Linked DNA regions of Mus musculus: region 2 is linked to region 1. The links are chromatin contacts, found by Hi-C or POLR2A ChIA-PET in ENCODE. All regions are on one chromosome and are shown on one strand. The core of a region is the stretch at or near the end of the contact, and the rest is flanking DNA. Distances in the headings are between cores, read along the strand shown. Region 1 holds the start of Jade3 (jade family PHD finger 3). Region 2 holds the start of Rbm10 (RNA binding motif protein 10).

What was found. A loop is a pair of places that touch in the nucleus more often than their neighbours do. ChIA-PET counts read pairs that join two places held with the same protein, here RNA polymerase II (POLR2A).
Region 2: a loop to region 1 is called in a map of T-helper 17 cell, with 2.8 times the contacts of the local background. The contact joins the promoter of Rbm10 here to the promoter of Jade3 in region 1. A Hi-C loop is called at or near these places in 1 of 37 maps with a recorded cell type or tissue (T-helper 17 cell). POLR2A ChIA-PET finds 5 or more read pairs at or near these places in 2 of 5 experiments (Patski and embryonic stem cell).

The regions. Positions count from the first base shown.
Region 1 is chrX:20,424,241-20,427,901 of GRCm38, reverse strand. It overlaps Jade3 (jade family PHD finger 3), which reads right to left and starts at 2,214. Exons shown (of 13, transcript NM_199317.2): 1 at 2,072-2,214.
Region 2 is chrX:20,615,913-20,619,761 of GRCm38, reverse strand. Rbm10 (RNA binding motif protein 10) reads right to left here and starts at 2,259. Exons shown (of 24, transcript NM_145627.3): 1 at 1,711-2,259. It overlaps Ndufb11 (NADH:ubiquinone oxidoreductase subunit B11), which reads left to right and starts at 2,143. Exons shown (of 3, transcript NM_019435.5): 1 at 2,143-2,702. The coding sequence starts at 2,502.

The sequences.
Region 1 (3,661 bases), core at 965-3,464:
CTGCCCATGACCAAGATTCATATCCCAGTGCCATGGCTTGATTCAGAAAAGAAGAAAGAGTGTGGATCCTGGAGTTAGAACACTGTAACCTGTATTAGTTGCTAACTGAAAAAATTGTGAGGAATAATATTGTATTTTAAAGTATTTTAAAGCAACAGTATTGGAATAAGAGCTCTTCTCTAGTGAACAGAGGTGTACAGAACACATGTGAAAGAAAGGTGACAATGATGGTAACTAATGTCGAGAGCTTAATATGAATTGGGCACTCTTCAATTGAATATGAACAGCATCCCCCTCCCAACTTCTGTAATCCTTGACGGGAGAGTTTATCCTCTAATAACTCAAGTATTTGAAGTCAGAGCTCATCTAAAATAAAAAAAGAAAATGTTAGTTATGGAAGTAGAACACTCTTAAGGTTAAACAAAAAAAGAAAAAAATCTATTTTTACTTATCCAGAATCATCAGATAATATGTAAGAGCCACACTATTTAAAGGGTACAAAGGCTAGGCTCTATATTCCTACCATTACAGATGTTATAGAAATATTAAACTAAGTAAAATACAATGCTTTGTTCAAGTGGACTCTGCTGTGCTCTGCTCTCCACCCCCACTCTCCACCCTCCAGGCTGAGGAGAAATGGCTGCAGGCAAGGTATTTAAGAGAAGCACTCTGGGAAAGAAGATTCTGGTTAGGTGCACTAGGCAACGAGGTTGTGCAACCAGTTTCTACCTATTTTGTTTTTCATTACTTTTCAGAGTTTTGAGAGGAGCAGTTATCTTTATCTGACTGAACGCAGGGAATGAGGTCACCTTTTCCTCTAGGACACTGAAATCTCTGTCACCATGGTTTTTATTTCTTATACAATCAAACTGTGGCGGGTGGAGGGTGAGGTTCTCATCCTCAGCCTTACAGTTAAGTGCATCTCACAAGGCGGGGTTGGTCGACCCTTGTGCACATCTTTCCTTGTGACTCAACGCCAGTGGAGTGGTCAAACAAGTTTCTTGTGAAAGCCCTACAAGGTACGTATGTCCTAGGGCTGCAAAGAGATAAACTCTTAAGTGTATCTTCACATGCCACCATTAAGGACACTCACTAAAGAGTCCCCCCCCCCCACACTTTCTTCCCACCCCACTTTCTTCCTTACAAATAATGAACGCTGTTTGCCCTGTGTAATTTAAAGCCCAATTCCACCAAAACTCTGCTCCGAAAAGCAGGAGGAAAAGGCTGGGAGGATTAAAAAAATAAAATAAAATAAAATCGATGTGGCTCCCTCAGAGGAGCTGGAGAAAAGTTAACAACTATGCCCGGTGGCAGAAAAATCTCCCCTTAATTGGCATATCCCTGGCGATTTTCCCACCCCTAGACCTCAGGGCGATTGCGGGCTTCGAACACTCACTGCGTCCTAACAATGACTGGAGAAAGGAAAGTTCGAGGACGGAAGGGCACCCGCACTCCCACTAGGTTGGCATTTCAGCTCTCAGAGTGCCTGGTTGCTCCCCACACTGCCCGTCTTGCCCTCTCCGGACCCTCAGTATCTTCCCGCTCCGCAAGGCTCAAACAGCCAGGGTGCGCCCTCTCGCTGCTCGGACCCGGCAGCCACAGGCAGCAGAAAGAGCATGCCCTCTAGCCCCGAGGTCTGGCCCCAAGAGTCCCTGATAGCACAGGACAAGCACGGAAAGGGGCACCCGGAGGGGACTCCGAAGGGAACGGCCGCCACAGTTATGGCGCTCAACGCCTCCGGAGGTGTCCGGGAGGCTGTAGCCCAGCTCGTGTGTCCGTGTCCGCGCGCCCCCCCCCAACCCCCCGCCCGGGCCACCGGGCACAGCGCGCCACCAGCAGCGGGGCGACTGGGCACTTTACCTCAGCCCACACACGCTCTGTGTTCCGGGGCTCTCGGGGGGACCCCGGGGCAACCGCTACGTGGAGCTGGAGCGACCCCGAGGGTGGCAAGGCCGGGACCCCAAGCTCCACGCCGCTCGCGTCCCACTCCTCGAGGCCGCCACTCCCGCCACTAAACCCGCACTACGCCCACAACCTCGCTGGTGCCGAGGCCACCCTCGAGAGCGCCTACCTCCGGCGCAGCGTCTCGCTCCGCTCCTTCCTCGCCGCACACTGAGGGCCCCCTCAACGTGCCGGGCGAGTCTGGCTAGGGTGGTAACCGCCCCCTAGCCGCCTGCTTTCTTCTCTTCCCTCCCTCGCACCTGCCCCCTAATCTCACCCCGCCCTCCTGGCCGGGCCTTCCGAGGAGCCGAGGGGGCCGCCCCCTAGCGCTCTGCTCCCGCCCCCGGCCCTGGCCGCCTGGCCCTTCAGGCCTCAGCTCTGGACAGGCTGCTGGGCGGCGGCGGCAGCCGAGGCGGCGCGGAGCACTATTGTATTCCTGACACTGTGCGCTCCCACGCTCCGCCTCTTCCCTTTCCTTCCTCATCACTGCAACTCCCCGCCCCACCCCCCCCCACCTCCCCCCACCCCCGCCGGCTGCGCTCGCCCTACCCGGCTGACTCCCCGCCGTCTGCTCGCCGCGCGATCTTCTGGCGGGCTGGGCGCCGTCACGAGCGCCACCGGCTTCGAGGCTCCACCCACCTCAAGCTCCCGCACGCGCGGCGCGGCGCTTCAGGTGGGTTCTCCTCCCCTCCTGCTGCGCGCGCTGCTGCCCTGAGGCGTCCCAGCCCTGCTAGGCGCTTGGGCCAGCGAGGTGCACTGGCTCCTGCTCCGGCAAAGTCCAGCCTGAGCTTTCCCACCCTCCTGACTCGATTGTAAAGTTCTACGAGTGCAATTCGTCCCTAAACTCTAAGACGACCATTATTTCTGACGTTTAGACTTGAAGCATGGATAAATAATAAAAGCCAGGAGGCAATTGACAACACATTAATCCAGTTGTGAGCAAAAATGCTTTATGATGGGGTGGGACTTCTTGATTTCTTTTTCTTTTTTTCTGATGTCGACTTAGCCTACAGCTCCCAGTTATTCAAACCCTCGTCCAGGTGTTCCTGGGGAGATATTTTGGTACTATAATTAAAGATCGGTTGACTTAAAAGTAGGGGTCGCCGTCTTGGATAGTTTAGGTAGGCCTATCAGAATTATTTGGAAAAAAAACTTTAAACTAGGGCTGAGACAGACAGAGAGGGTTGGATAGAGAATGTAAAACTGGTGTACAGAGCGAGTTCCACTACAGCCAGGGTTATACAGAGAAACACAAACAAACAAGAAAAAGTTCACCATGAATGCCTGCTTTGGTCTATTCTATGCCCCTGCGTTCCAGCTCCCTGGTCATCTGCCCTGCAACTTTTTGTTTTGCTTAGCCATTGTCACAATTATGGAAGACAATAGCGTCAAATAAATAAGGGAGACATGATGTATAGTAGTAATATATAAAACAAGTGTACATAATTTACTACTGGTTCCTGGACCTTTGAAATACAGATGCTTGAAAACAACTTTTTTTAATTTACCTTGCTAGAATTGAAAATGCATCATTCACAATTATGATGAATTAATATAGTTATTTTCACTTATATTTCTAGGTTTAAACAGAAATGTGAGCTCTTGTATTTTGTCTGTTTTTCATATTGTAGATATGATTCTACTTTATTTTATGTAAGTCTATGAGTGGTAAAATATTTAGTCCACAATTACTGTTACAGTTGAATTATTTAAAAATAAA
Region 2 (3,849 bases), core at 1,010-3,509, 190 kb before region 1:
CAAAGCCCTCATCAAACAAAGATATCTCATAAAGATTTGGTGGGGCCACAGGCTATTTATGACCAAGGTTTTGCATTCTTAGACTGGTAGACAAATGTAAGCCCATGGCTGGTTGCTGGGAAGGGAAGGGCAAGTGCTAAATGATTTGCCTAGATTAGGCACATTAGTCACAAAAATAAGACTTTTACAATAATTGGATGGGGTATAGTTGAGGGTAGAACACTTGCCCAGCACATTCAAGGCCCTGAGGTCCCATCACAAAAACTAGCAAAACTCCAAAAGACAATACAGTAGCAAAAGACTTCACAACAGAAGGAATCTCAGACTCCTTTCCATGGGTCAGGGTATTATTTCAACCTCCCAACAAGATGCCAACTATACCCCCAACAAGGCAGTCAGAAACCCTGAAAGGCTTTTGGAGGGGGGAGGCGGCTAACATGGCAACAAGACAGCTGCCACCTCCCTGGGCTTTTTGGCCAACACAGCTCTGATCCTCAACACAGCAAGTAGTTCCGCCCTAATGTGCAGCCAGGTCCCCAGGTGAATCTCTCCCCAGGGAGCTTAGGCTAAGCTTTCCAGAGGCAAAAGGGGCCTCTTTCCCAAGTGGTTCCAAAACATCTTGTTCTACTGAGTGACAGGGACAGCTACTTCATCCAACTTTTGGGACTGCCTTGAGAAGTACAAGATCTGAGAGTGTCATGACCCAACCAGAGATCAAAATTACCCCTGAATCTTTAGCTGCCACCCATTTGTACAGGAACCAAGTAAAGCTAGGCGGGTATAGTACTTGCCCAACGGTAGGTTGCCACAACACCTTTTCTCTTAAGTACCTATTTTCTCTTCCAACTCAAGGATCAGTTAACTTCCCCCAGATGGGGAAAAGAATCACAGGCAGGAACCCCAGTGGATGAGAACCTGACACAAAATGCTCAATGGCAAAAGAATGAGTCTAATTTTGTTGCATACACAGCACAGAAAAGAAACAAAGTTACAGACAAGCCCCCAAAATAGCCAAGGGCCAGGATCACAGGATACCTATAAGAGACACAATTAAACGGATTTCCCTTTGAATATATAGACCTCACTGTTACAGATACAACTCCCAAAAGAAGAAACGCCGGATATATATATTCTCTGCACCCCCTCCCCAAACTAACTAAGTTGGGGTCGATCAGTAACAAGCCTGCTTCCTGATAAGGATCAGAGGTCAGATACAGACCCCAAGGATAAAAACCATATTCACTTTCTTTCTCCGCGCTTGTCACCCTCATTCCCACCACATAAATGAATAGAGGCCGCAGCCAGAGTATTTCCCCGTGGATAGTTAAGTAACAAGGGCAGTCAGCACAACCCTCCTCTAAGAACACCCCCCGCAAAGTCGCAAACACGCGCGTTTCAAAAGATAAAAAGTTCGGTGGGCAAATACAGTAAGTCACAGTACCCCACTCCCATCTGTCTCTCCCTTCCCCCAACCCGCGTGCACCCATCCCGCGTCCCAATCGCGCACGCGCTTTTGCTTTCATAAGAAAAAAGCTGGGGTGGGGGACCATACCCCCTCTTCAGGTGCAGGCTGTGCAGGCATCCCTCAGCTCTGTGCGAACTCCGAGGGTACAGTCCGTCCCCGCGCCTCTTCTATGCACACCGGCCCTCTCCCCCTCCCACGCGCCCAGCTCCTTTACCTCCGATCCCACGACCCGCAACGGCGCTCACCTTCTCGGCCCGGGCTGTCAAGGGAGGGCTCCCAGGCATCACCTCCGCCCGCCACCACCTCCTTCAGAACTGTTAGTTCAAATGGGAGCCAATGCATGCAACTACCAAGTCCAAGACTGGGAGCAAAAAGGAGGAAAGGGGGAGGGGAGACGCGACCGACGCGTTGCCCTCCCAAGGAAACTCGGTGCCACCTCCTCCTAGCCGGCCACAGTCACCAACACAAAATGGCGACGAGAAGAGAGCCGGCGATCCGACCACCATCCACCTACTAAGGGAGCGCGCTCTGGCCGGCCTTGACGATTGGTTGCCGGTCACCATTGGCTGGCCCTGGCATTCTCTGATTGGCAAGCATATGCTACCTCCCCATTCCCTGTGAGAACGGCCCAGGAGTCCAGAAAAAAGAGTAGCTATTGGCTACCCCTAAGAGGCCCGCTCTTTAGAAGCTTGCTGTCCTTTGAAGTTGAAAGACAACTAGAAGCTCCACCTCTTTCCCTACAGGGCCATCTAGATGTCACCGCTTTCTTCTTACGAAGAAAATGAACAGACCTCTCAAAAACAACTCTCTCCCAGACTAACAGAAATGATAACGTTGATTCGGTAGCGACACGGCGTGGGAGGCAAAATAGAGTCCGCACCTCGCCGAACTCGTAAACAAACTTAGGCCGGGGATCTATTTAGCAAGGTAAGGGCGGAGCGACAAAAATCGCGCTGGGATCAACCGCAGCTGCGCACATTGTATTTCCGTCTCCCTCCCCCCCCCCGCCCCCCAGGACTCCGCAGTACAAGCTGTCATGGCGGCCCGACTGTTAAGCTTGTATGGTCGCTGCCTGTCAGCAGCGGGGGCGATGAGAGGGCTCCCGGCTGCTCGCGTTCGCTGGGAGTCCTCCAGGGCTGTAATCGCCCCATCCGGTGTGGAGAAAAAGCGGCAACGAGAACCGACCATGCAGTGGCAGGAGGACCCAGAACCCGAGGACGAAAACGTCTACGCGAAGGTGAGAGGGAGGGGGGAAAACGGGACGCTGTAGGGGCCAATCTGGACCAGGGAAACCAGTGTCAAAGCGGACATTCTCCGGCCCGAGATTTGAGCAGTGGACAAAATCTTCGAATATTCAGAAATTTTGCCTAGCTTGTTTTTCTCTTTCGTTGCCTTATTTGCAGTCAGAAATCACACTGAAAGAGGGCAGCACCCAAAGCATGTTAGAAACTTTATAATTAGGGTAATACTAAACTCTAAGGTAACACGTGCATAATGCCAGGCTGTGCTAGACACTTTGTATCTATTTACTCATCTCAATTCTAAAGTAGCGTGATTTTGAAGTAGGCACTATAACTGTTACTGAAGTAGGCACTGTAACTGTTACAGTGACATAGATGAGGATACTAAAACACAAGTTGCTAGCCCAAGATCACAGCTTGAGTAGGTCATGGAGCTGATTATTTGCATTCAGGACTGAATTCCTGTGCTTTATGGAGAGCAGAGATTCTGGAGTCAGACATCTTGGGTTGAAAATTATTCACTTGTATGACCTTGGACAAGTAATTTAATCTCTTGGTGCCTCGGTTTCTTTGTAAAGTGAGAAAAGTACTAGGAAAGCTAAGAAAAACACACCTGCTTCATATGAGTCAGAATGGTCACTGCAGCTCTTACCACTTACTTCAGAAGTACTCCAAATTAGAAGGTGTTTATTATTGCCATTTCCACTCTACTGAGGATATTGTGAGGTTTGTGTTTTTGAAAAGGCCTAGTATATTCAACATTAACATCTGATTGAAGATCTTAAATTATTATAGGGTCCTATAGAATAAGTGGACCCATAGGAAATTGCCAATATCCAAACATTTTTTTAATCTTTATAAATAGCACTTTCCAAGGATGAAACTTAACAGACAGGGTGAGCACTCCCAAACAAGTACGTGAGGCCAATTATTCATTTGGAAAGAAAGTCAAAATCTTGGATGGGGAGATGGTGATGAATTCAGTGGTGATTAGATTTGGAAGAAGAGCTTTCTAGGCCTCGAGAGCAGCAAATGTCACAGCCCTGTGGTGGGAAGGAATTTCACGTATCCTAAAAGTAGAGAAAGGATTTTAATCAGGGATAAGAGATTGGTTAGAGATTGGAGGGCGGATTAGAGACCAGG